Linked DNA regions of Homo sapiens: region 1 is linked to region 2. A link is an interaction called in ENCODE POLR2A ChIA-PET data of the cell type or tissue named here. Cell type or tissue: Panc1. All regions are shown on one strand. Each heading gives the region's core, and the rest is flanking DNA. Links, peaks and the distances in the headings are about the cores only.

What was found. Peaks named below come from ENCODE experiments on the same cell type or tissue, not always from the same donor. Only the 100,000 strongest peaks of a DNase experiment are listed, where the experiment ranks them.
Region 1: POLR2A ChIA-PET joins it to region 2 with 14 read pairs; 2 of 35 experiments call an interaction of 5 or more read pairs at or near these places.

What each region holds. Positions count from the first base shown.
Region 1 is chr1:224,362,983-224,376,266 of GRCh38, forward strand. CNIH4 (cornichon family member 4) reads left to right here. Exons shown (of 5, transcript NM_014184.4): 3 at 2,897-3,009; 4 at 8,301-8,441; 5 at 12,813-13,284. The coding sequence ends at 12,840. Among named protein-coding and RNA genes, the nearest start is that of CNIH4, 13 kb to the left of the region's middle. In Panc1, for the core only: no CTCF peak of the experiment used is centred there; no DNase peak of the experiment used is centred there.
Region 2 is chr1:225,249,076-225,257,075 of GRCh38, forward strand. DNAH14 (dynein axonemal heavy chain 14) reads left to right here. Exons shown (of 86, transcript NM_001367479.1): 44 at 3,226-3,342. Among named protein-coding and RNA genes, the nearest start is that of LBR, 170 kb to the right of the region's middle. RefSeq lists a silencer at 1,588-1,637. In Panc1, for the core only: no CTCF peak of the experiment used is centred there; a DNase peak (open chromatin) is centred at 4,964.

The DNA.
Region 1 (13,284 bases), core at 2,964-10,963, 880 kb before region 2:
TTGATTTTTTTTCTGCTGTTTTTATTATTTCCCTTGCTTTTTCTTCTGAATTTTCTTTTTTTCTTTTTTCTTTCTTTTTGAGATGGAGTTTTGCACTTGTTGTCTAGGCTGGAGTGCAGTGGTGCTATCTTGGCTCACTGACACCTCCAACTCCTGGGTTTAAACAATTCTTGTGCCTCAGCCTCCTGAGTAGCTGGGATTACAGGGGTGTGCCACCATGCTGGCTAATTTTTGTATTTTTAATAGAGATGAAGTCTCGCCACGTTGGCCAGGCTGGTCTCCGACTCCTGACATCAGGTGATCTGCTCTCCTCGGCCTCCCAAAGTGCTGGGATTACAGGCATGAGCCACTGCACCCAGCCTTCTTTTGAATTTTCTAACAAATGTAGCATTTATGCTAAAATGATGATTTTTAAGAGGTTTTTATTCTCTTGGTTCATGTTTGACTCCTAGTTCTCTGCGAATACTGATTATAGTATTTTTCTATTTTTTATTAAAGATAGGGTCTTTTTCTCTCATCCAGGCTGAAGTACAGTGGCACAATCATATTTCATTGCAGCCTTGAATTTCTAGGCTCAAGCAATCCTCCCGCCTTAGTGTCCCAAGTAGCTGGGACTGCAGATGTGCACCACCATGCCTGGCTGATTATAGTATTTTTGAAATTTTCTTCTGCTTCCAATATTATATCTGTTTCCATCCAGTTCTTTTCCTTTCTTTTTTTCCCCCCATCTGTCTTTGATTTTGGAGGCTTTCTTCAAATTTCTGATATATGACTGCCTATTCATATTTAAGGGTAAAGCACTAAAATGCTCATTGAAAGCTCTTTGGATGGTCTAGATTTGTTGACTGGTAGACTTCCCTGTAGGGTAATTGTTATCTACCTGGACTTTTGTTGGGGTACCTGAAATGGCGGTGTTTTGGTAGGTGTTTTTTCGAGTCATTTACTTTAGAGAAAAATCCTCCAAGTTCCTTCATGGAGGATATGAGTCTAGTGCCAGTGTACTGAGAACAAATTCGGGGAAGGGCATATCGTTAAGGAGGGAAGAGACAAAAAACAGAGGACTTGGTTGAAAGTCAGTAAACCAAGCATAATAAGGTGAAGTCTTGCTTCCTGAAACATATTTCAGGCCAGTTGCAGTGGCTGACACCTGTCCCCAGTACTTTGGGAGGCCGAGGAGGGAGAATCACTTGAGCCCAGCGGTTCGAGACCAGCTCTGGTAACATAGGGAGACTTCCTCTCTACAAAAATAAAACAAGAGGAAAAAAAAAAGAAACATGTTTCAGGTCTGTGTCTGTGTAATACAAAGATGACTGCAGCCTACAGTAAGAAATCCAGAGACTGAAGGCTATAGCTTTAGGGATCTGATATGGATCGCAGAGTATTAGTATAACATCAGCTGACATTTTATTGAGTGCCTACTTTGCATGTGGCTTACATGTTATTTCATCTAATTCTCTACAACAACTTCGTGAGGTAGGTATTATGTGTATTTTACAGATGAAAACATTGTGGCTTAGAGAGGGTAACTTTTCCCAAGATTGCACAGCTAATAAATAGGACATAGCATGAGTTCCATTCCAGGTTTGTTTGACTTTGTAGCTCATACTTGTAAGAATTATGCAATCAACTAGAACTTTCCAATATGTAATAGCATTTTAAAAAGTATAGCCGGCAGGGCGCAGTGGCTCACGCCTGTAATCCCAGCACTTTGGGAGGCTGAGGTGGGTGGATCACAAGGTTGAGAGATTGAGACCATCCTGGCCAACATGGTGAAACTCCGTCTCTACTAAAAAATACAAAAATTAGCTGGCATGGTGGCGGGCGCCTGTAGTCCCAGCTACTCGGGAGGTTGAGGCAAGAGAATTGGTTGAACCCGGGAGGCGGAGGTTTCAGTGAGCCAAGATCATGCCACTGCACTCCAGCCTGGCGACAGAGCGAAAAAAAAAAAAAAGTATAACCAAGTTGATTGCAAATTAGGTTTATGGCCCAGAAAAATCTCTACTTCTTTATTTACCAAAAAATTATCCAAAATCTAAATGCAAGAGGTCTGAGGTCATTGTGCCTGGGCTTACACTATATTGCTCTGCCATTATTTAGCTGTGTAACCTTAGGCAATTTACCTAACCACTCTGAGTTTTGTTTTCCTCATTTCTGAAAGTGAGGCATGCCAGTTTCTTTCATTAAATATTAACTTCCACTAAAAGAAGTTAACTTTAATTAAAAATCTGTACTCATAGGAAAGGAAAGCTGTTGGTGAATTGAGAACCCTGCCACAAAAGCTGTTGATGCATGAGAACTAGAACATTACACAGTCAACAAATAGCATAGGGAAGGGCATGGAGCTCTGTAAAGCCGATAGGCCAGGATTCTGGCATTCTGCTTCATTATCATATTTGGTCAACTTTGAGCTATTATTGTAAGCTTTTACATTCTTATTATTTTTTGTTTTTCTCTGAATATGAAATGGTTTCCTCGGGATTCTGGAGATTGGAAAATGTTTAACGTTGCTATTCTGACTTGAAAGGCAACATGTGTGTGGATATCAGACATCCCAAATTAGAGCTAGGGGCTTTGGCATAGATACTAGAATAGGAACTAAACAATACTCTTTTTTTCTCTAGTTCTCATTCAAATCTGCTTAATGAATGAACCTAAGCCTTTGCTTAGGATAAAAAGTAATTGAAATTTAAGTGCTTTATTTTTAAGTTGTGCCCTGATATATTTGCATGGGATACAAAGTTATAGCAGTATGCAAATCTGGGACATGGGAGTCTAAAAATAATCTTGAAACAGTAGCTTGTAAATTCTCTGTACGTTCATTGATTTAGTTTCAAATAACATGTACAGTCAGGAAGGACATAGCAGTGAGATGTAATACTGTGTTCTTCCATTGCAGTGGGTAATTCCAGAATTGATTGGCCATACCATTGTCACTGTATTACTGCTCATGTCATTGCACTGGTTCATCTTCCTTCTCAACTTACCTGTTGCCACTTGGAATATATATCGGTGAGTATAGTTTGTTTACTTTGGTGTCAAGGTAGTTAAAAAAAAATTTAAAAAGTTGTGTTTTTTTCAAGACAGGATCTTACTCTGTTACCCAGGCTGGAGTGCAGTGGTGTGATCTCAGCTCACTGCAATTTCTGCCTCCTCAGTTTAAGCGATTCTCCCACTTCAGCCTCCCAAGTAGCTGGGACTACAGGCGTGCACCACCACACCTGGCTAATTTTTGTATTTTTACTAGAGACAGGGTTTCACCATGTTGGCCCGGCTGGTCTTGAACTCCTGACCTCAGGTGATCTGCTGGTCTCGGCCTCCCAAAGGGCTGGGATTATTTATAGGTGTGAGCCAAAAAAGGTGTTTAAGAGCTTTTTTTCTTTTTTTTTGGAGATGGAGTCTCACTCTGTCACCCAGGCTGGAGTACAGTGGCTTGATCTCAGCTCACTGCAACTTCCGCCTCCTGGGTTCAAGCCATTCTCCTGCCTCAGCCTCCTGAGTAGCTAGGATTCAGGTGCCTGCCACAGTGCCTGGCTAATTTTTGTATTTTTAGTAGACAGGGTTTCACCATGTTGGTCAGGCTGGTCTCAAACTCCTGACCTCAAGTGATCCGCCCACCTTAGCCTCTCAAAGTGCTGGGATTACAGGTGTGAGCCACAGCGCCGGGCTGGAAGTACGTTTAAAAGCTGCAAATTAGGGCTGGGTACAGTGGCTCACGCCTGTAATCCCAGCACTTTGGGAGGCTGAGGTGGGTGGATCACTTGAGGTCAGGAGATCGAGACCATCCTGGCTAACACGGTGAAACCCCATCTCTACTAAAAATAAAAAAAAAAATTAGCCAGGCATGGTGGCGTGCACCTGTAGTCCCAGCTACTTGGGAGGCTGAGGTGGGAGAATGGCGTGAAGCCGGGAGGCGGAGCTTGAAGTGAGCTGAGGTCACGCCACTGCAACCAGCCTGGGCGACAGAGCGAGACTCCGTCTCAAGAAAAAAAAAAAAAAAGCTGCAAATTAGGTAACTAATCAAAATTTTTTATTTAATAAATTTAGGAAGTTTGTTCAAAATGAGCTCAATGGAAACCCTGAAGTATATAATTTTATAGTTGGGTTATTAGACATAGCATACTTTCTTGTGAAGACCGCTGGGATAATCTTGACAAGCCTGTAATTGTTATATTAGTGGGTTGCTGCTCTACTACATTTTTAGGTTTTATTTCATTTTTATTTATGTCTAGTTTTTTGGGACAGGACCATTCATTGGCTGTTTTTTAAGTATGATGTTGTAAAGTGCAGTTAGAATAAAAAGAACAGAAAAAAATAAAGTAGGGTTTGGAGGAAGATGGGATGCACATGAAAAGATAATGGCAGCAGTAGAGGTGAGGGAAGGAGTGGATATGGGGGAATGATTTTATAAAGGTCATGAAACTAGAATCTGAGTGAGGGAAAAGCTTTAAAATATCTGTGTCTCTTTTCTAGAGGGTGGGTACCCTGGGGTCGAATTTTTTGTTTTCTTTTTCATTTTTTAATATACTGAACATGGGTTCTGAATTTTTTTTTTTTTTTTAAGAGATGAAGTCTTGCTGTGTTGCTCAGGCTGGAATGCAATGGCTATTCACAGGTGTGATATAGTGCACTACAGCCTTGAACTCCTGGGCTGAAGCGATCTTCCCACCTCAGCCTCCTGGGCAGTTGGGACTGCAGGTGCACACCACCGCACCTGGCCTCTTTCAAGCTTAGTAGTACTCTCCCATGATCAGTTCCATAGACCAACGCCCTAAAGTGAGCTCTGAGCTGGGAACACAGATTACTTGCACTTCTGCTGCGGGCTAGTCCCAGACAGACTTTTAGCACAGCTAAGTCTACCTGTAGTTTCACTTAAGTGAAACACAACTTTGGGAGTGAGAATGGGGACTCGAATCTTTGAGAATGAGGATCTTAATGTTATACCAGACCATACTGTCAGTCATCTCTACTAGAAATGAAAACCTGCTAGAAGAGCCAGCTTTGGCATGGCTTCTTTGTAGATAGTGGTAAAAGGTTCTATGAAGTCAAGTCCAAAGATTCTTTTTTTAGGCCGGGCGTGGTGGCCCATGCCTATAATCCCAGCACTTTAAGAGGCTGAGGTGGGTGGATTACCTGAGGTCAGGAGTTCGAGACCAGCCCTGGCTAACGTGGAGAAACTGCATCTCTACTAAAAATACAAAAATTAGCTGGGCGTGGTGGCATGCGCTTGTAGTCCCAGCTACTTGGGAGGCTGAGGCAGGAGAATCACTTGAATCTGGGAGGCGGAGGTTGCAGTGAGCCGAGATTGCACCACTGCACTCCAGCCGGGAAACAGAGCGAGACCCAGCCTCAAAAAAACAAACAGAAACACTGGAGATTCTTTTTTAAATATAATTATAAAATAAAGACAAAGATCATGTATATTTATTGCCCTGGTAACTGCAGTGACAGGTTGGCTGTCTGCTGGTCACAAGTTTACCTTCTATTTAAAAAGGTTTAAAAAATCAACAGATAGATTATTTGCTATTTTCAGACCACTATACTTTATGCTGTTGGAGATGAAGTACAGTAGTCCACAGGACAAAGAGGCAAAATACCTAGGAGTGGAATCACTGAGTCATATAGTAACTCTATATTTAACCTTTTGAGGGACTGCCTGAGTGTTTTCAGAAGCAGCTGCACTTTTTTTTTTTTCGAGATAGAGTCTCACTCTGTTGCCTAGGTTGGAGTGCAGTGGCGTGATGTTTGCTTACTACAGCCTCGACCTCCTGGGCTCAAGCGATCCTCCCACCTCAGCCACCCAACGTGTTGGGATTACAGGTGTGAGCCAGTGTGCCCAGCCACAGCTGCACTATTTGACATTCCCATCAACTGTGTATTGGGGGTTCCATTTTCTCTACATCCTTGCCAACACTTTTTACTGTGTGTGTCTTTTTTTTTTTTTTGATATCAAAAAAATACCAAAAACTGTCTTTGATATTTTTTTCCTGCCCTAGTAGTATACAGCTGTAGAGTTCCCCTGCCTGTTATAAGCATTAATATATGTGCCTCAGCGACCATCCCACTCATGGTCTTTGGGGAATCATACCACAGCTCTCAGCTACTTTTATCCAAATTGTGCTGATCTTTCTTGGCAATAAGTAATTTAGGTGTGATGCTCATTCTCCAGTATGCTGAATGGTCTATTATGGTAAAGTTGTATCAGTCTTCTAGTTATAACGCACTGGAAGTAAGAATTAATATGAAAGATTGGCTGTCAGACACTGGAAGCCTTATATAGTCCTGTTTTAAATTATTCCTGTGTGTTTTAGAGATGAGCGCAGTGGCTCACTTCTGTAATCCCAGCACTTTGGGAGGCCGAGGTGGGAGGATCACCTGAGGTCAGGAGTTCAGGACCATCTTGGCCAACACGGGGAGACCCCATCTCTACTAAAAATACAAAAATTAGCTGGGCATGGTGGTGTTGGGCACCTGTAATCCCAGCTACTCCGCAGCCTGAGGCAGGAGAATTGCTTGAATCCAGGAGGAGGAGGTTGCGCTGAGCCGAGATCTTGCCACTACACTCCAGCCTGGGCAACAGAGCGAGATTACGTCTAAAAATAATAATAATAATAAACTAAAAAAGTATAACTGGATCGTTTGTAACACAAAGGATAAATGCTTGAGGTAATGGATACCCCGTTTACCCTGATGTGATTTTTTTTTTTTTTTTTTGAGACGGAGGTTTGCTCTTGTTGCCCAGGCTGGAGTGTGATACCGCAATCTTGGCTCATTGCAACCTCCGTCTCCCGGGTCCAAGCGATTCTCCTGCCTCAGCCTCCTGAGTAGGTGGGATTACAGGCATGCGCCACCACGCCTGGCTAATTTTGTATTTTTAGTAGCAATGGGATTTCTCCATGTTGGTCAGGTTGGTCTTGAACTCAACCTCAGGCAATCCTCCCGCCTCGGCCTCCTGGAGTGCTGGGATTACAGGTGTGAGCCACTGTGCCCAGCCTTACCCTGATGGGATTAGTACACATTGCATGCCTGTATCAAAATCTCTCATATAACCCATAAATATATATACCTACTGTGTACCCACAAAAATTAAAAATAAAACAAAAATACAAAAAGGAAAAAAAAGACAGCTAAGTAAGTGGTGGTAGGAAGAAAGACTGGACAAGGGTTTGATGGACTGGCTATGAAAGATGAGGAAGAGAGAAGTCCCAGTTGGGTAAGAGGAAGTTTTTAAGGACCACCAAGAAAATGGTGACACTCTTATTAGATAACCTAGAAATTAGACAAGGATGAGATGTTATCTGGATATTCAAATGAAAATACCCTCTATTCAGCTATAGTCGGGCTACTGGGGTTTTAAGGGAGAATTTCAGATTTGTGGAACTCAGAGAGTCCTTTGCATTTCAAAGAAGTGATAATTGAGAAGCTGTGTGACAACTAAGGTTGTACTAGAAGAAGCTTAGACGTGAGAGCAGGAAGAATTCATGGACAGTGCTAGGTTAGGACATATATGTTACACAGATGACACAGTCTGGATGTTGAAGCCCAGACACTTAAATTCATTGATCCTCTCAAAGTAACCTAACTTCCTTAATTTCCCTGTTTCCATAATGAAGTTTCTAAGAACTTAATAAAATTGGTTTGGGTTTGAAGCCTTCTTTAACCTTTGTCTAATGGAAAAGGGCTGTAGATGTGACTGGTATGGTAGTTTTCTACAGATGAGTAAAAGGGTTTCAGTGCATAAAATATCCTTTTCTGGAATGTTACTGTATTTATTTTACAGGGCAGAAGATTAACAGTATTATAACTTTCAAAAGGAAACTAAGTGGCAGCCCATGACATTATCATACTACTCTGTACATATGTGGTATGAATTTAAGGCTGCTATGATTGGCTCACTTTTTTTTTTTTTTTTTTTGAGATGGAGTTCTGCTCTGTCACCCAGGCTGGGGCTCAATGGCACGATCTTGGTTCACTGCAACCTCTGCCTTCCGGGTTCAGGTGATTATCCTGCCTCAGCTTCTCGAGTAGCTGGAATTCCAGTTGCCTGCCACCATGCCCAGCTAATTTTTGTATTTTTAGTAGAGACAGGGTTTCACCATGTTGGTCAAGCTGGTCTTGAACTCCTGACCTCAGGTGATCCACCTGCCTTGGCCTGCCAAAGTGCTGGGATTACCGGCATGAGCCACAGTACTGGGCCTGATTGGTTCACTTTTAAAAGTCGATTATTATTGGCTACTTATATTTGAATACTTATGCCTATGATTTGATTATCCTTCTAATGTGTGTATCCTTTAATTTATCAGATACATTATGGTGCCGAGTGGTAACATGGGAGTGTTTGATCCAACAGAAATACACAATCGAGGGCAGCTGAAGTCACACATGAAAGAAGCCATGATCAAGCTTGGTTTCCACTTGCTCTGCTTCTTCATGTATCTTTATAGGTGAGTTTAAAGTCCTGGTATTTTCCTAGATGCCATATTTGTTTTTGAAGGGTGAGATATTACTATACTATAGGATTTTGCATTGACATTGTGGAACTTTCGGGGATTATGTAAATTCCTTGTGGCTGTGTAGATTATTTATGTATGTCATTGAATCAGCTTTCTGTCTGAACTACAGTAGATCTACCCTGTTGCATCTTAGTTATGCCTTAGCTTTGAGGCTATCCACATGCTTAAAACAGGGCACGGTGACTTACGCCTGTAATCCCAGCACTTTGGGAGGCCGAGGAGGGCAGATCACCTGAGGTCGGGAGTTCGAGACCAGCCTGACCAACATGGAGAAACACCGACTCTACTAAAAATACAAAATTAGGTGGGCGTGGTGGCACATGCCTGTAATCCCAGCTACTTGGGAGGCTGAGGCAGGAGAATCACTTGAACCTGGGAAGCAGAGGTTGTGGTGAGCCAGGATCGCGCCATTGCACTCCATCCTGGGCAACAATAGTGAAACTCTGTTTCATATTTTTTTCCTTCCCTAGTAGTATACAGCTGTGGAGTTCCACTGCCTGTTATAAGCATTAATATATGTGCCTCAGCGACCATCCCACTCATGGTCTTTGGGGGATCACACCACTAGCAGCAGCTCTCAGCAACTTTTATCCAAATTGTGCTGATCTTTCTTGGCAATAAGTAATTTAGGTGTGATGCTCATTCTCCAGCATGCTAAATGTCTATTATGGTAAAGTTGTATCAGTCTTCTAGTTATAACACACTGGAAGTAAGAATTAATATGATAGATTGGCTGTCAGACATTGGAAGCCTTATATAGTCCTGTTTTAAATTATTCCTGTGTGTTTTAGAGGTGAACATGCCACCTTTTCCTTTATCCATCATAGATGCATAGAATAGAGCAAAGGAGAAAAAAAAATTCCTGTGTATACGATTTGATTAAACCTTTGAAAAGCTAGAAGTCAGGCTTAACCTTTGTATCAAAGCTTTAATTAGATCATTTTTATTTTTTCTCCTAGGTAGAGTTTAATTTTTCACATAGGCATAAGGACTATTAGGAAAAACTTATGTTGAAGTAAACTTCCACCACTCAGAAAATTCTTGATTAGAAACTGTATAGAGATAGCAGGGGTTTTTTTTTTGTTTGTTTTGTTTTGTTTTGTTTTTCGAGACAGAGTCTCGCTCTGTCACCCAGGGTGGAGTACAGTGGCACAGTCTCGGCTCACTGCAACCTCCACCTCCCAGGTTCAAGCGATTCTCCTGCCTCAGCCTCCCAAGTAGCTGGGACTACAGGTGCGTGCCACCACGCCTGGCTAATTTTTTTTTTTTTTTTCTATTTTTAGTAGAGATGGGGTTTCAGGATGGTCTCAATCTCCTGACCTCATGATCCGCCCACCTCGGCCTCCCAAAGTGCTGGGATTACAGGCATGAGCCACCGTGCCTGGCCAAGATAGCAGTTTTTAAAAATTGCTATTTTTTTGAAATAGTTTAGAAGTCAGAACCATTTTAGCCTCTTCCTGACAAAGCAGGCTTCCTAAAATCCCTTCACTGTGCTAAATCCACCCATTAGTGGATTAGATTAAAATTGGAGTTTAGATAGTTTTCTTTTCACCATTCATCTTATTTGCTTTTCTGTGTCTTAAAAACTAGATCAGAAAAAGCACACTGGTATCAGTTTCTGATTCTCATACCCTACCTCATTACTAATATGCTTAGTTCTTAATCCAAGTATCAAAGATGATGAATAAGGAGCAAAAAAAGTTAATGATGAGAACATAATGATGCACCTATTCTTGTTTTTAATACTTTTGTATCTTTACTGTCATATATGTTCCCTTATATTTGTTTCTGAAGAGACAAAAAACAAGCTGGAATTGGCTTAGCTAAGGTTATCCTTTCTTCATCCTCCCCACCCCTGCGGTTTCATGCTGTTGGAAAGTAAACTAGAGCAGGCATCTCCTGGGGGCGGTGCTGTAGGTACAGCCCACGTAGTCATGCTTTGCAGAGTAAATTTAGGCTTGGAGGTATCTTGCTTAGTAGACTCAAAGTCTTAGGATTTAAAAATGTACATGAGTTTCTGAACTCTTAGTCGTAGAATTTAAAGTGGTGGGGAGTGGCTGGGCTCGGTGGCTCATGCCTGTAATCCCAGCACTTTGGGAGGCCGAGGTGGGTGGATCACAAGGTCAGGAGTTCAAGACCAGCCTGGCCCAAATGGTGAAACCCCATCTCTACTAAATATACAAAAATTGGCCAGGTGTGGTGGCGGGCGCCTGTAATCCCAGCTACTCGGGAGGCTGAGGCAGGAGAATCGCTTGAACCCGGGAGGTGGAGGTTGCGGTGAGCCGATATCATGCCACTGCACTGCAGCCTGGGTGACAGAGTAAGGCTCCGTCTCAAAAAAAAAGAAAAAATAAAGTGGTGGGGAGTTGGACTGGAGGAATTAAGATGTAATTTTGGGGCAGGTTTAAGATATTGTTCTTTATAACTAAATAAAAGATAGGCAACTCATGTAACTGGTTTGCCTGGGCAGCTGTGTACTTCACTGGCTGTACAGTTTTCTTTTCTCTCTTCCCTTCCTTTCCCTTCCCTATCAGCCTGTCATTTTCAGCCACATTGCTATTACGTTACCCTTTGGTGTTACATATAGTTCAGAGGGTCAGAAGATGTCCTTGTAGCACTTTTCTCTTGGTTTTTGGTTGCTGTTTTTAAACAGTGGTTTTGCTATTACTACCAAGTCATTAGCTTTTGATTGCAGAGATTTTATGCTACTTGTCTTTGTATCTAACATCTGCCACACCTTGCCTAATACCTTGGACCTAGTTGACATTTCAGGACTTGTTGAATGGAGTTAAAGTTTTGAAAAAATGCTCATCTTCTTTAGAGAATGGGGGAATCTATGCTTTTGGTTTTTTGATTGGGTGCTAGCCTAGTGGAATGTGGGCTCTACCACTTACACTGTGGCCTGGGGCAAGTTTCGTTTCTTTTTTTTTTTTCTTTTGAGATGGAGTCTCACACTCTGTCCCCCAGGCTGGAGTGCAGTGGCATGATCTCAGCTCACTGCAGCCTCCGCCTCCCAGGTTCCAGGGATTCTCTTGCTTCAGCCTCCCGTGTAGCTGGGATTATAGGCGCACGCCACCATGCCCGGCTAATTTTTGTATCTTTAGTAGAGTCAGGGTTTCACCATGTTGGTCAGGTGATCCACCCACCTCGGCCTCCCAAAGTGCTGGGATTACAGGCGTGAGCCACCACACCCGGCCTGGGGCAAGTTTCTTAACTTGTCTGAGCCTCAGTTTCTGATCTGAAAAGGGGATATTAATGATATTAATAGTACCTACCTCATCACATTTTAATGTGGGCTGAGATAATACATGTAAGACACTTGTTTATGCTGACCCATAGTAAACTCTCAAAAATCTTTAAAAAATATTAGCTGCTATCATTAATTTTTACTGTGCATTGAGTACATTTAGTATGGTTGAATTTGGACAATTATTTATACCATAAGTGATGTAAGGATATTTTTGTGTATTTTAGGCATTTCATTTCAGCAGAGCAAGGCTGATCCCAGTATTTCAAAGGAAAGGATGGTTTTGTTATTGTTAACTGTGTCAATTTTAGTGGCGTAGCATTTATTGGGTGACTGCTGTGTGTCAGACATTGTGTACAACATTGCAAGTGACACAGAGGAGCAGCACAGAACCCCTACGGTAAAAGCTTGGAACTTGGTAATTGCAGGCCCGGTTGCTAGTAGAACATGAAAGTGGTAATGCTTGGGCCCTGCTTTCATCTCAAGAGTTGCTCATAGTCCAGTGGTAGAGACAACATGTAAGCCACAGCAGCAGGAAGAAGAGCTGTGGAAGGAGGCTGTGCAACTGCCCTGGGCTGAGAGGCCAGCTTCCCCAACGAGGTGCCCTAGAGCCAATCACAAAACCTGAGTAAGAAGTTACTGCTTTGATGGAGTGGTGGGATGGGGAGAAGAGGTTCCAGGCATAGAACAGTATGTATCTGGCTAGAGAATTTAAAGGTTTTTTTTTCTGGACATAGGTGTTTTTTGTTTTGTTTTGTTTTTTTTTAACTGAGCTAGGTTGTTTTTGTTTTGTTTTGTTTTTATTTTTTTAACTATAGCCTAACATAGGTTTTAAGTTGTACTTCCCCCAACTCCCCACCCCCAGTCACTCTTTTTTAGTGAAAAAGTTTGGACATGAAAGATCCTAATATATTCTTTCCTTTGGGTATGAATGATTGTCTTTTACTCAAATGATTGTTCCTTTGTGAACCTTAGGGACGCAAGTCTGGACAAACCAGGCTCTGTAGGAACATTCCTGAGAAAACATTAGTGACATTCATTTCTTCTTTCCACAGTATGATCTTAGCTTTGATAAATGACTGAAGCTGGAGAAGCCGTGGTTGAAGTCAGCCTACACTACAGTGCACAGTTGAGGAGCCAGAGACTTCTTAAATCATCCTTAGAACCGTGACCATAGCAGTATATATTTTCCTCTTGGAACAAAAAACTATTTTTGCTGTATTTTTACCATATAAAGTATTTAAAAAACATGAATTGAGTTTCTGTAGATTTCTAGTTCTCAACTTTAGCCTGAACGCCAACACTTGAAGGTGTTTTTCATCCTCTGTATGTTGAAGGTGGTTATTTGTATGTAGGAACAGGACTGCCATCCCAGCTTTGCATGCCAAAGAAATAAAGAACACACTTTAAAGGGCAAACTGAAGAGATGAGCGAGCAAAGGTGCCCTTCAGGTCTACTGAAAAGTTAGAGTACAAAACAACACTGTTGATCTGGACAAAAGAAGAAAAATTACCCTTTTTGCTTGTG
Region 2 (8,000 bases), core at 1-8,000:
AAGAAGCCAAATGAAAGCCCCTCGTAGAGCCAATCCTCAGTCCACAGACCTCAAACCAATACTGCATCCTGGAAGAAATGGCAGATATCAATGACATCCTCAGGGCTTCAAAGATGCAGGTATGAGTTATCCATTATATTCCTACTTAATTCACTAACCTGATCTTTTGAAATAAAAAAGATGGATCAAGGTGGGTGATGGTGGACTATAATAATCTTAAACAAATAGTAATCCCAGTCACTTTGGCTACTCTTTTTACCAGTAGGGACAATCTCTAGCATTTGGTATGTGTTCTTGACCTGGTGAATACATTTTCAATCCCTATCAAGAAGGAAAATAAGAAGTATCCTCATTTATTTGGGATGGACAGTAATAAATCATGGCCTTGCCCCAGGGAGTAAATGAGATGAGCCCTATGATTGCCCCAGCCCTCTACCTGGAGGAGCTTTCCAGATGGTGGCCCAGGGAAGGGAACCTAAGAAGAACAAAATGGCCTTGCTGAACTGAGAAGACAGAGCTTGAATGAGGTATATTTTACACACCAAATTCACCCACTTCAAATATATGTATCAATGATTTTTTAGTAAGTTTACTGAGTGGTGCAACCATCACCATACATCAGTTTTAGAATATTTTCGTCTTTCCATTATGATCTCCGTTCCCATTTACAGTTAATCCTTATTCCCATCCCCAACCATCGGCAACAAATTTGCTTCTTAGTAAATTAAGCTTCAATAAGCATTTTAAGAAATCAACTACCATATATGGTCTGTTGGGTCTGGTTTATTTCATGTATCATAATGTTTTTGAGGCTCATCCATAATGTATCATTTATCAGTAGTTAATTTGCTGAATAGTATTCCATTCTATGAATATATCACATCTTGTCTATCCATTTACCAGTTGGTAGACATTTAGATTGTTTAAAGTTTGGGACTATTATGGATAATGCTTTTATGCATTATATGCAAGTCTTTCTGTGGACATATGTTTTCATTTCTCTTGGGTAGATGCCTAAGGCAAGAATTGCTGGGTCATATTGTGGTAGTTTTAGGTTTAACTTTTGAGCAACTGCCAAACTTTTTTCCAAAATGTCTACACTATTCTACATTCCTACCAACAATATATTAGGGTTCTTGTTCTCCAAATCCTCCCCAATATTTGGAGGCAATTTGTCATTGTCTTTCTCATTTATTATAGCCATTCCAGTGGGTATGAAATGTATCTCACTGTGGTTTTAATCTGCATTTCTCTAAAAACTAATGATGTATAATAAGGGACACTTAATTAAACCAGGGATTAGCATACTACAGCCTGCAAGGCAATTCCAGCTTGTAGCCTACTTCTGTACAGACTGTAAGCTAAGAATGATTTTTATATTTGTAAGGGATTTGTAAAGGAAAACAAAGAAGAATATACAACAGAGATCGTATGTGGCGTGCTGTTTTAACCATATTCCCTTGGGTGAGGTATGGTGAGGCCAGACTCAGATGAAGAAAAGGGAACTGGAAACGGTTTTACAGTTTTGTTATACTCACAGGTTCCTGAAGAGAAAGAACATGACACATTGGGCCACTCAGGATGGAAGCACTGGGGTCAGTCACAGGGCAGACGGAGAAAGGGGAACTGTGGGCAAGTACCTTTATTGTGGTTTCTGCAGGAAGGAATGGGCAAAGCAGTGTAAATGGGCTTGGGATTGGCTAGTTTGAATAATTTCAGCAAGTTCTGCTGAACAGGGCTGTCCCTGGCTATCTGGTACCTGGCTTTGGGGTGATTAGGGTAAGTATATCATTGCCAGGGAGTGTGAGAGCTCCATAAGGGAGATGCTTGGAAGTGTGGCCTTAATCCCATCTGACTGGCATCCTTAGAAGAAAAGGAAATTTGAACACACAAAAGACAACAGAAAATAAATTTCTGTTGTTCAAGCCACCCAGTCTATGGTATTTTGTTATGGCAGCCCAAGCTAACTAATAGAATAGTCTTTTCAGCAAATGGTACTGGACCAACTGAACATTTATATGTTTAAAAAAAGGAATTTGACAGACTAAGATTATACACTAAAATGGATGCTAGGCCTAAATATAAATTGTAAAACTATAAACTTTTTTTTTTTTTGAGATGGAGTCTTGCTCTTGTCACCCAGGCTATAGTGCAATAGCGTGATCTCAGCTCACTGCAGCCTCCGCCTCCCAGGTTCAAGTGATTTTCCTGCCTCAGCTTCCCAAATAGCTGGAATTACAGGCACCTGTCACCACGCTTGGCTAATTTTTGTATTTTTAGTAGAGACGGGGTTGCACCATGTTGGCCAGGCTGGTCTCAAACTCCTGACCTCAAGTGATCTGCCCACCTTGGCCTCCCAAAGTGCAGGGATTACAGGCATAAGCCACCACGCCTGGTCTAAATTATAAAATTCTTAAGAAGGACAAGAAAAAATCCTTTGTGTCCTTCAGTTAGACAAAGAGTTCTTATGTACAACACTAAAAGCATAATCCATAAGAGAAAAAAATTTAATTAAAACATTTGCTCTGAAGAACTTACCATTAAGAGAATAACAATAATAGTAAGACAAGCCACAGATTCAAAGAATATATATAAATTACGTATCAAACAAAGATATATCCAGAATAGATAAAGAACTCTTAAAACACAATAATAAGAAAACACAATTTTTCAAATGGTAAAAAAATTTGCACACACACTTTTCCAAAGATTTATTTACCATTCAAGTGGTAAATAAGAATATATGAAATACTAATACTGTTATTATCTTATAGTGAATCCATGGCTAAATTAGTTTACTTTTATTCTATATTTTCAGAATTTTGTGCTAAGAAAATGTATTACTTTTATAATAGAAAGATAAGTGTGATTTACAAATAACAAAGTTCTCTGATATATTGGTTTGACCACAATCAATATGTTACTGGCATTTAACTGCATCCAAACACATGGTAATAATCAAAACTTTGGGGTAAGATTTCAAGGAATATCAGATCATACTTCACCTTGCTTTCTGGATATAAAGAGGACAAGAAGTTAATAAAACTTCATTTTTACACATTGAAGATTGAGGGGAAAACAGGCCTATACACTTGGATATACCCTTGGTGAATACTTATTATTTCTTGTTCAACAATCAGATCTTTCAGAGAGAGTTTACATGGTTAGTGAAACATTCCATAACTGAACCCCTTTCTTAGTTGAATTTATTATTTTCGGTTGTAGGCATCAACCTACCAACTGGTGAATGTTCCATCTTTGGATATTTTGTGGATATAGAGCAATGTGAATTCATACCTTGGTCAGATTTAGTTCCTAATGATCAGACACTAATTCAAAGAGGTAAGAATAATTATAAGAATCATACTTGTAACGTTAGAATATTGGGTATACTCTATTCATAAAAGTAATTATATCTACTCTATTTATAAAAGTAATTATATCTGCAACTTTGAGGACTAATATGTTTGTGTAGAGACCAGTTTAGATCTATGTTTACAAAACATATCTTTAAAAACATAACCTTTGAATATTACTTTCTGAGAAATTTAGAGTATATTTTATTGAATTAAATGCACATTGTAAAACTGTAGCACATTGAAAGTCTTCCTAAGAGCACTATTTATTTCAATTAGCTGTAATTATTGGGACAAGAAAATGGAAAGGACTACTTGTAAAATGTGAAAAACATATATGTAAAAACTTACACTTAATTATAAATGAAAATGCTAATTAGAAAAGAATAATCATAGTTTCACAAATATACATATATGCTAAATTGTTTTTATTCCCAATCTTCTGCATCTACATATAGCAGAAAAAAGAAACTTGTTGCACTTTGAGAGCTTGGTAGAAATTTGAGGCAGAGGCAGGAATCTAATAATCAAGCTTCTTTAGAGTTCCTGCAAATATTAGAAATTTAATAAATACAAATTGAATTGCTTTGAAGTCAGATTTCTCTCATAAAAGAATTTCAGAGTTGGTTGTAAGAGCTTTTGACAGCAAACAACCAGAGCTATCAGAATGCTAAAGCATCCAGAGAGTTTTAACTCTACATTTGTTTTCGTTGGAAATGCCAAGACTATTTTATTCAATATTTTGTTACAATAAATATTAGCGGGCAATCATATTTGTTTACAAGCTCCGAACTGTATTTCATATGTTAGTGCTGATATTGACTGACAGCCTTAGCTTTTTACCACTATGTAGAAAAGTATAACTGAATATCATTTGCATGTGACTCCACATCTTAGTATACCACTCACACGGGAAACCAAAGCTGTTTTCTCCAAATCTAGAACATTACTTCCTCTGGCTGCCACTTCCTCTAATTGCAGGCAAAGAGCTTAGAAATAACTAAAACATTCCCTGACTTTCAAACCCAAACCTGTAACAAGAATTTAAATGTCACCATGTAATTTTTTTCATGGTAAACCGCAATATGATAAATTGTTTGGACATCCTAGATGTGCTTCAAAAGTCTCCTTTTATGGTTGAGTAGGATTTTTTTTCTTATACTTCTTTACTTAAAAAGAGTAATCCTAATCTGTTATCAGAAGATGTGTTTTGAAGGTCACCCAACATTCATTAATTTCTTTATTCATCCCACACGTATTAATCAAGCTATTTTCTAATGTGCTTACCCTGTTTCTTGTGTGGGATTATAGAGAAACATGTAAGTGGTTCTTTCTTTAATAGCATGGTGGGAAAATATAAAGGAAAATGATGAAAAAGTTAAATATTAATGTTACCTCTTGCATCAATACCCTGTGTGGCATTCACTGCCGCTTGTCACTCCCAACTCTATTCTTTCCTGTTTCTCTATCATTGGAAGATTCATCTAGGCACTTCATCATCCAGCTAAACCTCTCTTGTAGAGCAGTGTGGTTATGTGACCAGATTAGATCTAGACAGCGGGATATGACTAGAGGTGAATCATGCAAATTCTAGATTGTACAATTAAAAAGAAAGGAATGTACACATGTTCTCCTATTTTTTTCTCCCCTTTCTTGCTCCTGAGATGTGGTGGTGAAACCTAAAGCAACCACCAAGAACCTAGATATGGAAAGTGCAGGGTAAGGACGGCAGGAAAAAATAGAATCCTGGATTCCTAACACTGTGGAGCTGACATATAGACCATGGGCTGTTACATGAGAGAGGAATCAAATTCCACCTTTAAAAGCCATGGTTATATTTGGATCTTTGTTAAAGCAGATAGAACTTGTATCATAATTAATACACATTTCAGTAGCTAGAAATGACACAATCACAGAAAAAATCCTGAAATACCTGACATTGACTTAAAAGTCAGATGCTGGGCAATGAAGACACAATGTTGCAGGTGAATACAGGTGATCCTTTATATGCCATGGCCAAAAAATTGGCAACATTGTTAGCTGTGATATCTGGGAGACAGACCATGTGCTGTAACTCTAGGGAAAGTGGCTGGAAGATCAAAACGTTGGTGTGAATTGGCTACTTTTTGTCACTTTTACTGAAGTTCAATAAGAGAGGGATGAATTTAGATAAAAGTTAACTAGTTTTTAAGCAAAGATGAAAGATAATAGAGCTCAGGCAAGGGAGACTCTCTCTACCTGAAGCCTACAATCTAAAACTGAGAGTCCAGTATATTGGGCTCTCATAGTTTCAAAAATGTTAACTGTTTCTATCCCCCAAATATCAAAAGGAAGACTGTGGACCTAAGTTTTTCTCCAGAGCCTCACATTAGATGCTGTCTACTAGGTAGCAGCCAGCTCAACAGCAAAGGTCAAATTGAGGTATTGCCTACGCACCCAAACCTATTGTTTCAACTCACGTCATGGTAGCGACTACTGAGTATAAGAAAACAAAGAATAAAGTAGTCAGAACTGTGTTTAGACAAGATCTTTTGGTGTGGTTGTTTGCACAGGGAACTAACTGAAAGGGGAAAAAAAATGAGGCTCTCTCTTCTGGAATCCGTACTCTAAGGGTTTATAAGATATTGATATGTAAATCCCAATATTGAGTACTGATGTGACAGACCATGACACAGAATTCTCTTTCTTGTTATCATGGGCAGGGGGTAGTTATTGGAAGGAAACATTTGCTTGCAGATTAAGAGTTGTGTGTTTTATTTTGATTTCCACTAATGTTTGAGGAGTTTAAATGTGAATTTTGTAGTAATGTTCAATCCACAGCTAAGAGTGCTGAAAATTCTCCTTTATAGAAATTATTGAGGCTACAATATCCATTTAAAGAATTACATGTGATTTTGATTGAATCAATCAAGTCATTGTATCATTAGGTTGGCTATTCAAGGATTAAGGATGTCAGAAATCAAAGCTTCCTTCCCTCCACTCTTTCTCACATACACACACACGTATAATTTAATCTGGGCTAATGAAGAGCTACACTCTCTATGTGAAGGTGAACTGGATTAAACCAGCCCTTACATATCCAGGTACCCATAATCTGAGGCCAGATACATTATCCTACATCATCTAAGGAATCTCCAGTCTTGAATTGGGATTAAGGGAATCCCTGAGTAGTCTCCCAGCATCCAGTCAGAAGCCAATGGACATACTTTCTATAGAGTGGAACTATTATCCTACACTTTATATTATTCCTACAAATAATATTTTCAAATTTAATACCCCTTTAAAGATAATTAGCAGAAACAAGATTGCAGCCACAAATTAATGAGACTTGGATGACTAGAATAAAGGTATATATTCTCAGACAGCCATGCTTACCATTTATAAAGAAATAAAAAGAAAGATAGAAAATACCTGAAATGCAAGAGAAACTATTAAAAGCTGACACAATTTGAAAAAGAACCAAGTAGACCTTCTAGAAATGAAAAATACAACGGAAGTAAAAGTTCAATAAGAATAACAACAGAGTCTACTTAAGGGGAAATACTTGAAGCATTACCATTAAAATCCAATTTTTAACTCAATGCTGTTTTGTGTATACGAGCCAATGCAATTAAAAAGAGGAATTAGAGATAGAAATTTGGAAAATAAGTGATTAAATTTTAATTATTTGCAGAAGTTATAATAAAATATCTGGAAAACCAAAGGATCAACTTAAAACTACTATAAGCAATAAGAGAATTTAGTTTTAGTCTAATTACAAAACAATGTGTAAAAATAATCTTCCACACATATACAAACAACAACCAGTTACAAGGTAAATAATAAAAGAAAAGATCTTATTTAAAGTGGCAAAAACAGAGAGAATTAGTGCGCACGTGTTGGTCATCCAGAAGTTACCACAGTGGCGGCTGGAGTAGGGTAGAAAACCGGAAGTAAACATTGCAAGATTGGCTTTGCTTCTGTGGGATGGATTTGGGGTCAACTGCGGCAGGATTGGGTAAGAAAATAAATAAATAAAATAAAATAAAATGGCAAAAGCAAAATTTTTAAAAAGATGAAATACAGAAAACTAAGTTTAACGAGAAATATGCAAAAATCAATATGAAGAAAACTTGGAAACATTCTTGAGACATAGAAATAAAAAAGCATGCCATGTTCTTGGAGAAAAGCTATCATCCTAAATGGGTTAATTCTTCCTAAATTAATCCATGAAGTAAAGATAATTCCAATAAACATACCACATTATAGGTGTGGTGAGGACTATAGAAGCTGATTCCAAATTCCATACAGAAATGTTAAACAAGTAAGAGAGTAAGAGTAGCCAGGAAATAATGAGGACAGATTAGCTCAGTCAAATATAATAATCAGAGTACTTACATAAAACACCAAGCAGATTACAAGAGCTAATTTGCTTAATATATAAAGGGACTTTACAAATCAAAGTAAAAGACCAGGAGCCCATTTGCTATTTTAAAAAAAAAACAGATAAAGACAGAATCTCTGGCACACAACTAAAGCATTTTAAGAGGAAAATTGATAGCACTAACTGTCCACATCAAAGTCAGAAAGAGTGTGAGTGAGGGATAATTTCTGAGATCAGCAGAGACCCCCAGGCACTTGTAACAATTTTGGCTTATTTATGTA